Regions from separate parts of the Mus musculus genome. Here region 2 is linked to region 1. A link is a loop called in an ENCODE intact Hi-C map of the cell type or tissue named here. Cell type or tissue: left cerebral cortex. All regions are shown on one strand. Each heading gives the region's core, and the rest is flanking DNA. Links, peaks and the distances in the headings are about the cores only.

Evidence for each region. Hi-C counts contacts between places; a loop is a spot of excess contacts. Peaks named below come from ENCODE experiments on the same cell type or tissue, not always from the same donor. Only the 100,000 strongest peaks of a DNase experiment are listed, where the experiment ranks them.
Region 2: it touches region 1 in a loop (7-fold over the local background); 21 of 42 quality-filtered maps call a loop at or near these places.

Annotation. Positions count from the first base shown.
Region 1 is chr1:178,402,743-178,409,535 of GRCm38, reverse strand. Efcab2 (EF-hand calcium binding domain 2) reads right to left here and starts at 3,518. Exons shown (of 7, transcript NM_026626.3): 1 at 3,403-3,518. The coding sequence starts at 3,433. In left cerebral cortex, for the core only: a CTCF peak has its summit at 2,981; DNase peaks (open chromatin) are centred at 2,102, 3,146 and 3,868; H3K4me3 peaks cover 1,779 bases; H3K27ac peaks cover 1,939 bases.
Region 2 is chr1:178,333,735-178,340,527 of GRCm38, reverse strand. It overlaps Hnrnpu (heterogeneous nuclear ribonucleoprotein U), which reads left to right and starts at 2,713. Exons shown (of 14, transcript NM_016805.3): 1 at 2,713-3,575; 2 at 4,370-4,481; 3 at 4,573-4,646; 4 at 6,502-6,641. The coding sequence starts at 2,957. In left cerebral cortex, for the core only: a CTCF peak has its summit at 2,625; DNase peaks (open chromatin) are centred at 3,241, 3,931, 4,402, 4,574 and 2 more places; H3K4me3 peaks cover 3,307 bases; H3K27ac peaks cover 2,803 bases.

The DNA of each region.
Region 1 (6,793 bases), core at 913-4,912:
CTGCCTCTGCCTCCTGATGGCTCGGATTAAAATCCTGTTTCACCGCCAGGCCCCAGGCCATTCTTAATCCATATTATCCACTTGACTGGATACCTCTGGATGTATTTCAGGGGCTTTTCCAGAGACAACCGGATCTTGAGGGCACCAACCTAATCCGTTTCAATCCACTGATAGATTCAAATTTGAACAGAACCTTGAAAAGTAAGCTCTCCTAGAGGAAGCAGGACGCTGGACAGTGTGCCTTGAGGATCTTATCTTGGCCCTGGCTCCCTATTGCTCCTCTTGGCTTCTTGTTTTCCATTTCTTCCTCTCTTATCTCCCTTACTGATAACCTCCCCTTTGGGGAGGACAAAGACAATGCCTTCTTCATCTCGCTATTCACTAAAGTTCTGCCCTGATGTAAGGGCTAAAGTTAAGCTTTAAACCCCACTCGCCCAAGGACAGATAACTCCCAGGAATGCAGAGGGCTGTTGTTTTTGTCAGATAATGAATCCCTGTTCCCCTTCAATAAACAAAGTTTGTTGTCCCAACTGCACAGGATGTGCTTGGTCACATCCAGGCAGGAGACGCACAGGCAGGAAGGAAGTCAGGATGTATGCTTGCCCCAGTGAACCAAGGTGGAAAGTAAGGAGTTTCATGAGCCTGGCCTAACAGGCACCTGAAGGATGGAATTCATCACCATTTCTGTAAGAATCCCACATAGGGACATGGCCAGTGTCCATCTTCCTGGCCAGTATTTAATAAAGCTTACTTCAGTTGGACAACCATGGATTCCATCTTCCTCATCACAATTTTCAGGTTTAACATTCACCAGACTACTTTCCATGAAGCAAGCATTAAATATATAAGAAATTGAATATATGAAATCCAGCTTTCAACAGCCATTACTTCCACAGTTAGTTGCAGACTGAACTGTTTTTTCTCCTAAACTTACACTAAACATTAAAATATGTTTTGGAAACTAAAGAAACAGAAATTCTGTCTGTCTCTGTCTCTCTCAAGCAGGGATAACAACTGTAAAAATCAGGCTGGGTGTGGTGGCACACAGTTTTAGTCACAGCACTCACTCAGATGCAGACAGGTGCATCTCTGGGAGTTCCAGACCAATCAAAGCTACAAGGTGAGATCCTAAGTGTTGTGTGTGTGTGTGTGTGTGTGTGTGTGTATAATTTTACATTGTAAAAACTTGCAGTATACTCCAATGCTACCCTAAATAAGTCTTTAACTTAAAAAGAAAAGGAGGGGTCTGGAGAGATGGATATTTGTTCCCACTGTGTTAATAACACCTATTGTGTCTCTAGTTGTGGTGTGTTTCAGCTTTAGCATATGCATTTATCCAAGAGTTCTCTGCTTGAATATTATAAACAAAATTAAATAAAGTCAACCATAAGTTAAGAGGTGGAACAAGCAACCAATTGACAGAGAGTAAACATAGGATTATTTAAAAAAAAAAAAAAAAAAAAAAAAACAATGTCTGGGACACTGGCTGAGGAGCAGGGTCAGCTGGGTGCTTTCTCTGCTTCTCTGAGCTAGCAAACTTTCACCACAGATTCTGGCTCCCGGGTTTTCATTGGTAAAACCAAATGATTTAGATTTTGTTTAAAAAACAAAACAAAACAAAAAAAAAACCCAAAAAACAAAAAAACAGATGGCTCAGAGGTTAGAAGCACTACCTGCTCTTCCAGAGAATCCTGGATCAATTCCCAGAACACACATGGCAGCTCACAACCATCTGCAACTCCAGTTCTGGGGGATCCGACACCCTCACAAGGACATACACAAAGGCAATACACCAATACACATAAGGTAAATTAATTTAAAAAATAATTCATCCCCTAATGATTTTCTCCTTTACTTTTTTTGAGGGGGGTAATAAAAGTATAACTAAAAAAAAAAAAATACTTTCTGGGGAAGCTTTTTTTTTTTTTTTACCTAAAACTTTTTTTTTTTTTTTTTTTTGAGACAGGGTTTCTCTGTGTAGCCCTTGTTGTCCTGGAACTTACTTTGTAGGACCAGGCTGGCCTCGAACTCAGAAATCTGCCTGCCTCTGCCTCCCAAGTGCTGGGATTAAAGGTGTGCACCACCACCCCCGACTCACCTAAAACATTTTTTATACAACATATTTTGATCATATTCTTTCCCTTCCCCCAACACCTCACCGACACTCCCTGCCCTCTAACTTCATATTCTTTGTAAAAACAACAACAAAAAAGTAGAATAAAACCTTCCATTTCTAAAATAGCACCACAAAAATCTTGATACCTTAGTAGAGTTAAAACTCTATACTACAATGCCGACTTCTGAGATTAATTTTACCATCTATAAATCACAGGTCATCAATAAGATCTCTAGCTGCCAGGAGTGGTGGCGCACGCCTTTAATCCCAGCACTCCGGAGGCAGAAGCAGGCGGATTTCTGAGTTCGAGGCCAGCCAGGTCTACAAAGTGAGTTCCAGGACAGCCAAAACCAAAAAAAAAAAAAAAAAAAAAATCTAGGGTCTCAAGTTTCCCTGCTGGGTTCCTGTAATCACCATGACAATGGACTAAACAACTCGTGTAAATATTAGTTGTTAACCTAACTACTGTGTTCCAAACCAGAGGGTGGGGGTGGGGGTGGGGGAATACAAGAGGGAGGGGAGAGAGTCAGCAAAGATGGAGTGTTACTTTCACTTTTTTTGCAATGTTTGCCATTTACTATTTTAGGGCTTGCTTGACTATTTATTTAGCGGTGATGTTGTCAATTTATCACGTAATGGCTGTTGAGTCACAGATCCGATTTTAAGTCATTCGGCTGGGTTAGCAACAATTCAAAAGGTCTTGCAGTTCAACATGAAACATTAGTTTTTCGGGTCCCCTGAGGCCTCTCGGGTACCCGGCCGGTCTGGGCGGCCCGACAAGTCCCGGCTGGGTTTTCTTTAAAGTGATTAAAGTGCGTGTTCCTTATGCAAGGCTCTAGCGCGACCCGGGCCGCTAGGGCCCAGTCTGACCTGGAGGCTGCGCTCCGCCTGGCGGAGGAGGAGGCAAAATGGAGGCGGCTGGGGCCGGGTTGGGCCGGGCTGGGCGGGGTTTCGGCACAGCCGCAGAGGATCCCGCCAGGTTCTAGTCGCAGCTCCAGTCCTCCATGAGGCCGCCCTCCGGGTTACCCACAGCCCACCCAGACCGCGGCTGGCGCCCTCACGGGGAGGGGAGGTGCCAGGGACAAGGACGCCATTATGAACCTCCCCGGCGGGGGCTACAACAGCCCGCGCAGACCTCTCGAGGGGACGGGAGGGCGGACGGTGGGGACGCGGGCTGGCGCCGCTTTTCAGCCCACTGTCGCCACGCCGAGGGGCTCAAGATGTTGGCCGGGGGGCGCTTCCTCAGGCGCAGAGGCGACGTCGTGGCACCCCAGGCAGGGTCCTACCTGTCCCTTCCGCGTCCCTTTCCTCCGCCATCTTGGTGCGGAGCCGGTCGCCCGGGAGACATCCAGCACGAACCCTGCGGGACCCCGCGGGCGGAGAAAGCCCCTGGATGCACGGTGGCCCCCCGATCCCCGCCCCCACCAGAACCGAGGCCCGCGTTCTTTGGGCCTAGGGGCGTCATTTATTAACAAGGCTCCGGAACCCGCCTGGGCCTGATTGTGACTGTCAAGGACGTAGTGTGCCTTGCTTATTTCTTTATTCATTTCTTTAATTACTTATTTTATTCAGCTTTTTTTTTTCCCGGCCGTCTCAGGTGCGCCCCAGAACCGGGCGCAGACCTGGCGGCCCCTTACACGGTCCCTCCCCGAAAAGCGTCCGCCCACCCCAACCCCACCCGAGCCAGGCCTTGTGGCTCTCTGGCGTCACCCTCTCCTGAGCGGAGCCACTCTGCCAGTCACGGAACTGGAGCGAAAACGGACATGGGCCAGTGCAGGAGGAAGCCCAGCCTTTCCCCGGGATCGCAGAGAGAGAGAGAGAGAGAGAGAGAGAGAGAGAGAGAGAGAGAGAGAGAGAGGACTTGCTGTAGAAAAACATGTGCAAAATAGGCGCAAACACTGCGTCGCCAAGGCTGCAATTTCTGATACAAAATAGTGTTCTCATAGCAACAAATAAATTGACGGTCTGTTCTCAGGGATACACACATTTTGTATGTTGATGGTGCAATTTGGCATGACCTTCCGATGAGAATTTTGAGTACTGAGAAACTTGGCTATCGCGTGTTTTGTTATTTGATGGATAAGCTCAGAATACTAAGATTCTCCCTTAAATGAAACCCCCCCAAAACAAACAAACAAACAAACAAACAAAAAAAACCCAACAGTTTTGAAATGTCTAACAATGTGACTCAAATTAATATCTAGTTTTAATCTTTAATGATAATTTCATGGTATATGTGTACTTATTTAAATATTTTTGTAAAAGTAACTAAATGTAGAGGCCTTTGTTTTGTCTTGATTTTTCTTTAATATAGTTATTTATTCACTTTACATCTCAGTATTTTATTTTTTATTATTAGTTTTTATTCATCGAAGTTCTGTAATCTCAGTGAATGAACCCTCAAAGCAGGCCAACTGTACTCTTCATTAAAATATTTTTTTCTATAGGCAATAAAGATTTGATGAAGTGTCTAACTACAATTTGAATAATCAGAAAATGGTGCATATCAAGCAAATTTCCCCAGCACTCAGGAGGCAGAGGCAGGCAGATTTCTGAGTTCGAGGCCAGCCTGGTCTACAGAGTGAGTTCCAGGACAGCCAGGGCTACACAGAGAAACCCTGTCTCAAAAAAACAAAAACAAAAACAAAAACAAAACAATAAAACAAAAAGAAAGAGAAAGAAAGAAAGGAAAAGAAAGAAAAGAAAGACTTCCAAGATGAACTCAAGCATACAGTAAATTAATCACCCCAAAATATGGAAGAGTAATTTATATTAATATTTTATTTATTTTATATTAATATTTTATTTATTTTATATTAATATTTACATTCTGTGTGTTCCCCTTACTCTCCCTGAAGATGAAGGACTTTGTAGCAAGTATGGGAAGGAAGAGAACTGTCCCTTCCTGATGGAAGGTGACCCTGAGCATTGCCTGCCCCTTATCTTTACCTCCTCTTCAATGGTCCCATAGGCAAAGTTTTCAAAATGTTTATAGTGCTTTTATTTTATTTACTTGTTTCTACCACATACATTTCCAGCCAGTAACGTTGTTCTATACACTGGGACATTCTGACTGGAATTGTGTGTGAGAGATGTGTGTGTGTGTGTGCGTGTGTGCGCACGCACCTGTAGCTTGTAGTTTGTGTCTTTGCTTTAGTGTTTTGTATGAGGAAGGATTCTCTTTAGGTGCTCAGACTGGTCTTAAATTCCTGGGCTCAAGTGATGCTTCTGTTCAGCCTTCATGAGTTTCTAGAACTTCAGGTGCACACACTGACATCTAATCTGAAATAATATAGGTCTTAAAAATGAAAACAAGCTAGTGTTCTCAATGACTTTTCCAAGCCACTCAGATTCAATGAACTTACTGTAAGACAGATTTTCCTCTTGCTTTATATTTTTGTATCAATAAAAGTATTGGCAGCACATGGTAAAAAAATGGAATCCTTACATAAGCATTTGTTCATAGACCTAGTTAACATTTAAAAGTTAAGCAAATTTCTCTGTAACTCCCCTCCTAACATTTTGTACATTCTACTAAACTAATAAAGTATTTCATTTTAGTTATTCTAAATCATATTAGTTTGTACTCCTTTGAGTTCTTCTTGAAAATTTAAAACAATACCATCAAATCAGGTGAGGAAGTTGGGAGATGGAGGCAGGAGGATCAGGAGTTCAAGGTCACCCTCATACAGCAGTGAGTTCAAGGTCAGCATGATGATGGAGATTTTACTCAACTGTAAAAGGTACATGCTTACCATTCATAAAAGCCTAGGTCCAATCCCCAGCACCAATAAAAAGAAACTACAACCAAAAGGCTTGGACCTTAGGTAGTTAATACACTGTTGATCTAGGTTTAGCATTCACACCTATAGTCACAGCATTGGGAGGCTGGGATGAAGATTTCTGAAAGTTCAAGGTCTGCCTGCGCAATAGTCTAAGACCCTATAACAAAAAGCCAAATTAAAAAAAAAAAAATACTGCAGGGCAGGTAGTAAAAAAGAAAGAAAGACCAGGCAGTGGTGGTGCATGCCTTTAATTCCAGCACTTGAGAGGCAGAGGCAGGCAGATTTTTGAGTTCAAGGCCAGCCTGCTCTACAGAGTGAGTTCCAGGACAGCCAAGGCTACACAGAAAAACCCTATCTCAAAAAAACAAAAAAACAAAAAAACTACTCCCTCTCCAACTTTGAAGACAAGAGACACAACTTACCCATATTTACAGTACCTAGCCTCACTGGAGCCTATTTTAAGTATTTAATTTTCCAACTTGGTTAATGTACGCTTATTTTTTTTTCAAATCTACTTTTAATATGGATTCTTAAATACTTTAACCTCCCTTCTAGCCCACCACCCATCAGAGGTAGTGGGAAAGAAAGGTTATTAGGATACGGGGAAGTGGACCTAAACAGAATTGTTCTTTGGAGCAAATCTCAGCTGCGTTGTCAGGAAATCAGCAGTTCGGTTCTCAGGAGTCAGCAGTTGTAGCTCTATCCACTCGAGAACACTTCACAGATACACCGGCAGTAAACCAGCAGTGACGGCACTGCCTAGCAGACATAGCCAGGCCTCCTCCAAATTGGCAACGGGAGTGACCAGGACCAACAGAGACACTAGGAGAGGTTTTCTGCCATACCTCTCACAATGAAGTGAAGATCAGCGAAGACTTGAGACCAACAATGC
Region 2 (6,793 bases), core at 1,123-5,122, 69 kb after region 1:
CACAGATTGGGAACTGCAGACACATACACGTATTTGTCTATCAATGGATCTGACATACTTTTATCCCCATTCCTGGGGCCAATTTTCCATGTAGCCTGGCAATTGAGTCATATCTAATTGCTGCTTGGCCTTTTGGCTAAAATCAAGTGTTGAGTCACAGCTAGACTATATATAGCTGTATCCTTGCTCTAACTGTTGTCCCAAAGAAGTCTGTGAAGGAAATATGTTATACAGGCGACTGGCTGTGAAGGATATTGAAAAGTGCTTAGTGTGACTGAAGAATGAATTTTCATTTTGCTTTCATTAGGCTAGATTTAGGTAACTATATGTGTCTAGTGGTTATTTTATTGGCCATCTCTAGTCTTTGAGAAGCGTTGAGACAGGACCTCCTGTAACCCAGACTAGCCTTAAACTCACTATGTATCTGACAGTGCCTTCACCTTATGATCCACCTCCCAAGGGCTGGGGTTATATACATGCGTGACGTCCTTCCTGCTGTCTCTTGTGGTGGCCAGCTCTTGTGCTTTTCTACACCACAATCAACTGGTATATGACAGATAACACTTTTTGATAGTGTTTATAGTTGGCGGGCTTCTCTAGTAGTCTTATCCCAGCACTTGGGAGGCAGAGGCAGGCTGATTTCTGAGTTCGAGGCCAGCCTGGTCTACAAAGTGAGTTCCAGAACAGCCAGGACTATACAGAGAAACCCTGTCTCGAAAAACCAAAAAAAAAAAAAATTAATTTTTTTTTAATGCATGAGTATTTCATCTGCATGCACACCTGAATGCCAGACGAGAGTATCGGATCCCATTACAGATGGTTGTGAGCCACCATGTGGTTGCTGAGAATTGAACTCAGGACCTCTAGAAGAACAGCTAGTGTTCTTAACTGCTAAGATGTCTGACCAGCCCCCCAGGGATAATGCTTTTTAAAAATGGTTGCAGCAGGGAGCAGTAATGCATGCTTCTAATTCCAGTGCATAGGAGGCATAGACAGCCAGCCTTGGCCACAGAGACCCTTCAAAAAAAAAAAAACCAAATAAACAAATCATTTTATTAATTGGTTAAATTATATTGGACAGATAGGTTTCATTTCTGTACCGTTAAGTTTCAGATGAACAGGAGGAATACAGGGACCACAGCTTTACTGCCAGAGCACCAGTGCACCAGTATATATAGTTTCACATTTTGGTGTGCTTGGTTTTTGTAAAGACAGGGTCTCAGGTATCTCCTACTGGCTTTGAACTTTTGTAGCCAAGGATGACAATGAATTTTATTGACTGAGTTGCTTAGTTGCTTAGCTTGAGACAGGGTTTCTTTGTGTAGCTCTGGCTGTCCTGGAACTGGCTTCATAGACAGGGTGGGGGTGGGGGTGAGGGGATGGGGGTGGGTGGGTGGGGTGCCTCTGCTTCCTGAGCGCTGGAGCCAAACTTGGGTGTCACCACTGCCTGCCTGGCTGACACTGAATTCTTGATCATCTTACCTGTATCTCCCAAGTGTTGAAATTATACACATGTACCACCAAGCATAGCTTGGGTGCAATCTACACAGGAAGGCCCCAGTGTAGAAATTAAATTCTATATAAAAGTTTCAAGAACACAACATATTTAATGCCAGAAAACAAATCATAATTTTTTTTCTTTTCTTTTTTGAGATAGGGTCTGGTATTCAACCCAGATAAGCCTGGAATTTACTAAGTAGCCCAGGCTAGCTTTTAACTCTTGATACTTCTGCCTCACTCTGCCAAGTAATAGAACTACAGGTGTTTTCTTTTTTTACTAAATCCCAGCCTTTTGTTACTACCAGTTTGTAGACAAGTCAGCAGGTATACAAACATGTTTAGAGTGGCTGAAAAAACAGGGAGAGGATCAAAGTGCATAATCTAGCTGGGTGCTGGCTGTCTTCCTCATCTGTAATTAAAGGGTCTCCAAACTGGTGGATCAGATTTGCAGGGGACAGAGGCCTATCTTTATAGTACAACGAGGGGAACTTCCATGAAAATCTAAGGCTTACTCAAAGGTCAATAGAAAATACGGTGAGTAGCAACACAAGGCCCGCTCTATATGGCTGTTAGGCATGGTGGAGTACAGCAAGCCTCTTTCCCAAACCTTGCACCACTGGTTGGGGAAGAGACAAAAGAAAGGCTCTGGCCTCGCCCTTGCGGAACTTAAAATAAGTCCGACTGGCAAGGCAGGACTTGTAAAATTTAAAAACGCAGTTAAATGGTGGAAAAACTAAACAAAACACCACCTTTGCATAACAATCGCCTATGGGTGTTCTACAGGGCAGCGGTGGAAACTTGAAGAGTTTTTTAAACCTAGAGCCGGAGGGACAAAAAAAAAAACAAAAACCAAAACAAAAAAAAAAAAACCCAAGAAACAACAACAAAAAAAACAACCCGAAAACCAAAAAACTAAACTAAGATGGAAGAAAGGAGGTTGTTCTCGAGTGGAAAATGCCAGGTGAGGACTGAAGGCGGGTGGAGGAGAGCCTCCGCCAGGACACAGAAGGCAGAGCGCCGGTGGAGCGCGGCGGCTCAAGAGCCGGAAAGGCCGGCGGCCACTGCGGCGGGTCCGTTTAACCGAAAGGTGGCTTCTAAGAGCCTCCATTTGCGCGGTCCGGCCCAGCGCGGAGGTCGCGCAGTGGGGGCGGGGCGGGGCCTGCGCGCGCAGCCGCTCTAGCGGGCCTCGCCTCGGCAGGGGGCGGGGCGCCTATATTACGTGCGCGGCGCCGCCCCTGCGAGAGGACGTTGCGTGCTCGCTCGCGCCGGGCGAGTCTCCGCGTCTTGCCTCGCGAACTCGGTGAAAGGAATTGGCGCCGTTCGACACCAGGCGGGTCCGTTCTGCAGCAGCACTCAGCCATCTCCAGCCGCAGCCGCCGCCCGGGCCGACCAGCAGCAGCCGCCGCCGCCACAGGCCGAGGGAGCCAGCAGTCAGCGGGGAACCGGGGCCCTCAACATGAGTTCTTCGCCTGTTAATGTCAAGAAGCTGAAGGTGTCGGAGCTGAAGGAGGAGCTCAAGAAGCGGCGCCTCTCCGACAAGGGCCTCAAGGCCGATCTCATGGATCGACTCCAGGCCGCGCTGGACAACGAGGCAGGAGGCCGCCCCGCCATGGAGCCCGGGAACGGCAGTCTCGACCTAGGTGGCGATGCGGCCGGGCGCTCGGGAGCGGGCCTAGAGCAGGAGGCCGCGGCTGGCGCCGAAGACGACGAGGAGGAGGAGGGCATCGCCGCTCTGGACGGCGACCAGATGGAGCTGGGCGAGGAGAACGGGGCGGCGGGGGCGGCTGACGCCGGCGCGATGGAGGAAGAGGAGGCAGCGTCGGAAGACGAGAACGGCGACGACCAGGGCTTCCAGGAGGGGGAAGACGAGCTCGGCGACGAGGAGGAGGGCGCGGGCGACGAGAACGGTCACGGGGAGCAGCAGTCCCAACCGCCGGCAGCGGCGGCGCAGCAGCAGCCTTCCCAGCAGCGTGGTGCCGGCAAGGAGGCCGCGGGCAAGAGCAGCGGCCCCACCTCGCTCTTCGCGGTGACGGTGGCGCCGCCAGGGGCGAGGCAGGGCCAACAGCAGGCGGGAGGTAAGAAGGCGGAAGGTGGCGGGTGAGTGTTGCGTGATGGGTGCGCGTGGCGGTGGGGACCGTGCCCCAGGCCTGCCGGGGCCCCTCGGGGCGAGCGCCGCGGGAGGGTGGGGGCGGGGGAGCCCCGGGAGGCTCTGCTCGCCATGCCGGCGGCGCCTCCATTATGTATGTCGGGCGCCGGGGTGGGGGGAGCGCTGCAGCTGCCGCGGTGGGGGGGCCGGCCGGGCGGGAGCGCCGGCCGCTGGGGCGCTGCGTGCGCGCGGTCCGGGCACATGTCGGCGGTGGGGGGAGGGGAGAAGCCCGAAGGTCCCGGAGCGGGCGGGCTTTGGCGGCTTAGCGCCGCGGTATTGTGCAAGGAGCGCAGGGGCTCGTGGTGACGTCACTTCCGGCGGCAGGCGCGGGGAGCGGGGCGGAAGCTCAGTACAATGCGGCGGCGGGGCACGCGGGCTCGTGTGGGGGAGGGGAGGTGGGCCCAGGCTTCCCCCCCCCTCGTTTGAGCGCGGCCGGCGCACGTGGGCCCGGGCGGTGTCCCGCTTTTTTTTTTTTTAAACTCTTTTTAAAAAATGCTTTCTGGAAGGTTGCGGTAGGCTGGCAAGTTCAGTCTTCAGACTGCGTCACTGTGTCCAGTCCAAGTCCAGACTTTTTTATTTTCATTTGTCGATTAAAAAAGTCAAAGAATCAGTCAGAAAAAAATAATCAGTAACAGCTCTTGAGGCTCGAAACACAAAAGGTGCTTAACTGCATTATTTAGTTTTCGGCCTGATGCTTTAAGGCGGTGTTCTGTGTCGTTATAGGAGACGGCAAAACAGAACAGAAAGGTGGAGATAAAAAGAGAGGCGTTAAAAGACCGCGAGAAGATCATGGCCGAGGGTATTTTGAGTACATCGAAGAAAACAAGTACAGCAGGTAGAGGCTCCTCACCCAGTTTTAACAGTCGCCCGCTCTTTTTGTATACAAGGTGGGGAAAGCTTTATCAGGAGACAATTCTGTCTTTCAGAGCCAAGTCTCCTCAGCCACCTGTTGAAGAAGAAGACGAACACTTCGATGACACAGTGGTTTGTCTTGATACTTGTAAGTGAGGCGGACTTTCCCGCTCTTTGCTAGTTTTCAAGTGCAGTGTTAACATTGGTTTTAAGTGTTAGGAAAAATGTGTTGATCTTAAAGTGGAAAAAACCAGTTAAGAAACTTATTTTAAAGCAGGAAGGTAGTAGCTTAATGCTCAGGCTACAGTAGTTTAATATTAATACCACTTCAGTTGTATTGATTTAACAAGCTCTAGTAATTGGTAATATTTACGAGTTGAAACTTCTCAGTACTTGGGGGATGTAAAACTAAATAATTTTTGCTCGGCTATCAGAAACTTGTTTTTTTAAAAACCTGCCTGTAACTTGTCCTTAGATTACATGATTTAGTTTTTTCTCGTGGAACTATGTTAAGTGAGCTATTTGGGCTAGTTGAATACTTACTGATTTTCCCATTAGCACACAAGTGTATTCCCTATTCTAAGGATTGTAATATTAACTTTCAATAACTGCTCTTTTGTTCTCAATTCCAGTTCAGTAGCTGCTGCTTTAACATAAGTTGATTTCTTCCAAAGACCTGGGGCAGCAGCAGTGGGCTATCTGAGCCACTAGCTTTCTTCAGCAGCGAATGGTATCAATGGCAGCACTGTAAATATGCTACTTAACCCAGTTGGGTTGCAATTGAATATGAGGAAGTATTGCAAACCATGAAATGGGCTTTAGCTGTCAGATTTGTATTTTTATCCTTTAAAGAAGTCAGTTTAGTATTTAATAAGAACATATCTTTTGGTGTGAGCAGAACAAAAAAAGTACAAATCAGTGCTTAGTTACAGGATTTCACTTGGTAGAAGGGGTTAAAAGCTTGGATTCTCATGTTTTCCCTGTACAAATTGTTCAGAGCCCTGAGAGTTAAGTGTAAAACATGGCTGCTTTCTAACTACATACCTTTTACAGTCAGTTAATGACCTGAAAGAAAGGAGAAAACAACTTTTTTTTTTTTTTGGAAGTTTTGGTCTTTACTGAAATGTAAAATACTTTGAAATTCTTAAGGTAGTTATAGGAATGATTCAAGAGAAGAGTTAACATTGCTACTTAAAGGAATTTTGAGTCCAGTCAGATAATATTTGTAATATACGAATTTTAATTCTGTCAGCAGTCAGGAATTTTATGAACAAAGCTTAAGGAGAATATCAAACTGCAGATAAGTTCAATAAAAATGAACCACTCCCTAATTTAAACATTAGTTGCCAAGTGAGAATTCTGAGAAGCTGCCAGTTAATGAGCCCTTGTCACCCAAAGATAGTAAGGTTAAGACTGGATTTGTATAATCCAGGCAATAGTTAATTCCTAGTTGTGACACCTTTTCAGATTGGGTAAAGGAACCTTAAAAGGCTACACATTAACATTTGTTAGACTTCCAGGTTTATGGGTTCAAGCTGGCTTAGTGACAACTTTTCAGAATTAAGGTTCTGGAACCCTAATGTTAGTTTACAAAGCACAGAATCAGCAGCTCTCTTTAAATATTTGGTGGCTTCCCTTCAGTTTTTAATTGTCACTGGTAATTCTACCTGGTTCTGGCTTGCTACACTTTGATTTCCTGCTGTCCTCTACTGCTTGCCTCTAAAACAAGGTAAAGAGCAGAGCAGGTATGTATTAATGTTGCGTTGTTTAAATCATTTAACATACTTTAAAAGCGCTGCAAATTTTGGCTTTAATTGGCAATTGACTTAAGTATATGGTCAGTGAAGGCTGCCTTGGGGGAGTGGGGCTTAAAATGAGAATAGGAAGGAAAGCATGTATTAAAAGTTCTGCAGTAATAAATTAGATGGGAAAAAAGACTAAATTATGTCTTCAGAGCTGAAATAGTTTGGATATCAAAAGGATAATGTGTGATGTAATTTCAGATAATTGTGATCTGCATTTTAAAATCTCGAGAGACCGTCTGAGTGCTTCTTCCCTTACTATGGAGAGTTTTGCTTTCCTGTGGGCTGGAGGAAGAGCTTCCTACGGTGTGTCAAAAGGCAAAGTCTGCTTTGAGATGAAGGTAAATGAGTTTTGTGACTTTTGAGAACCTATTTGTATTCAGTGGTTATATAGGTCAAAAGGAACTCTGAAATAAAAGTGGGTTCTCAACAGACTTGGTTAAAATTTTTTTTTTTTTGATAATAATACAGTTAGTCTACTTACAGCCCAAAT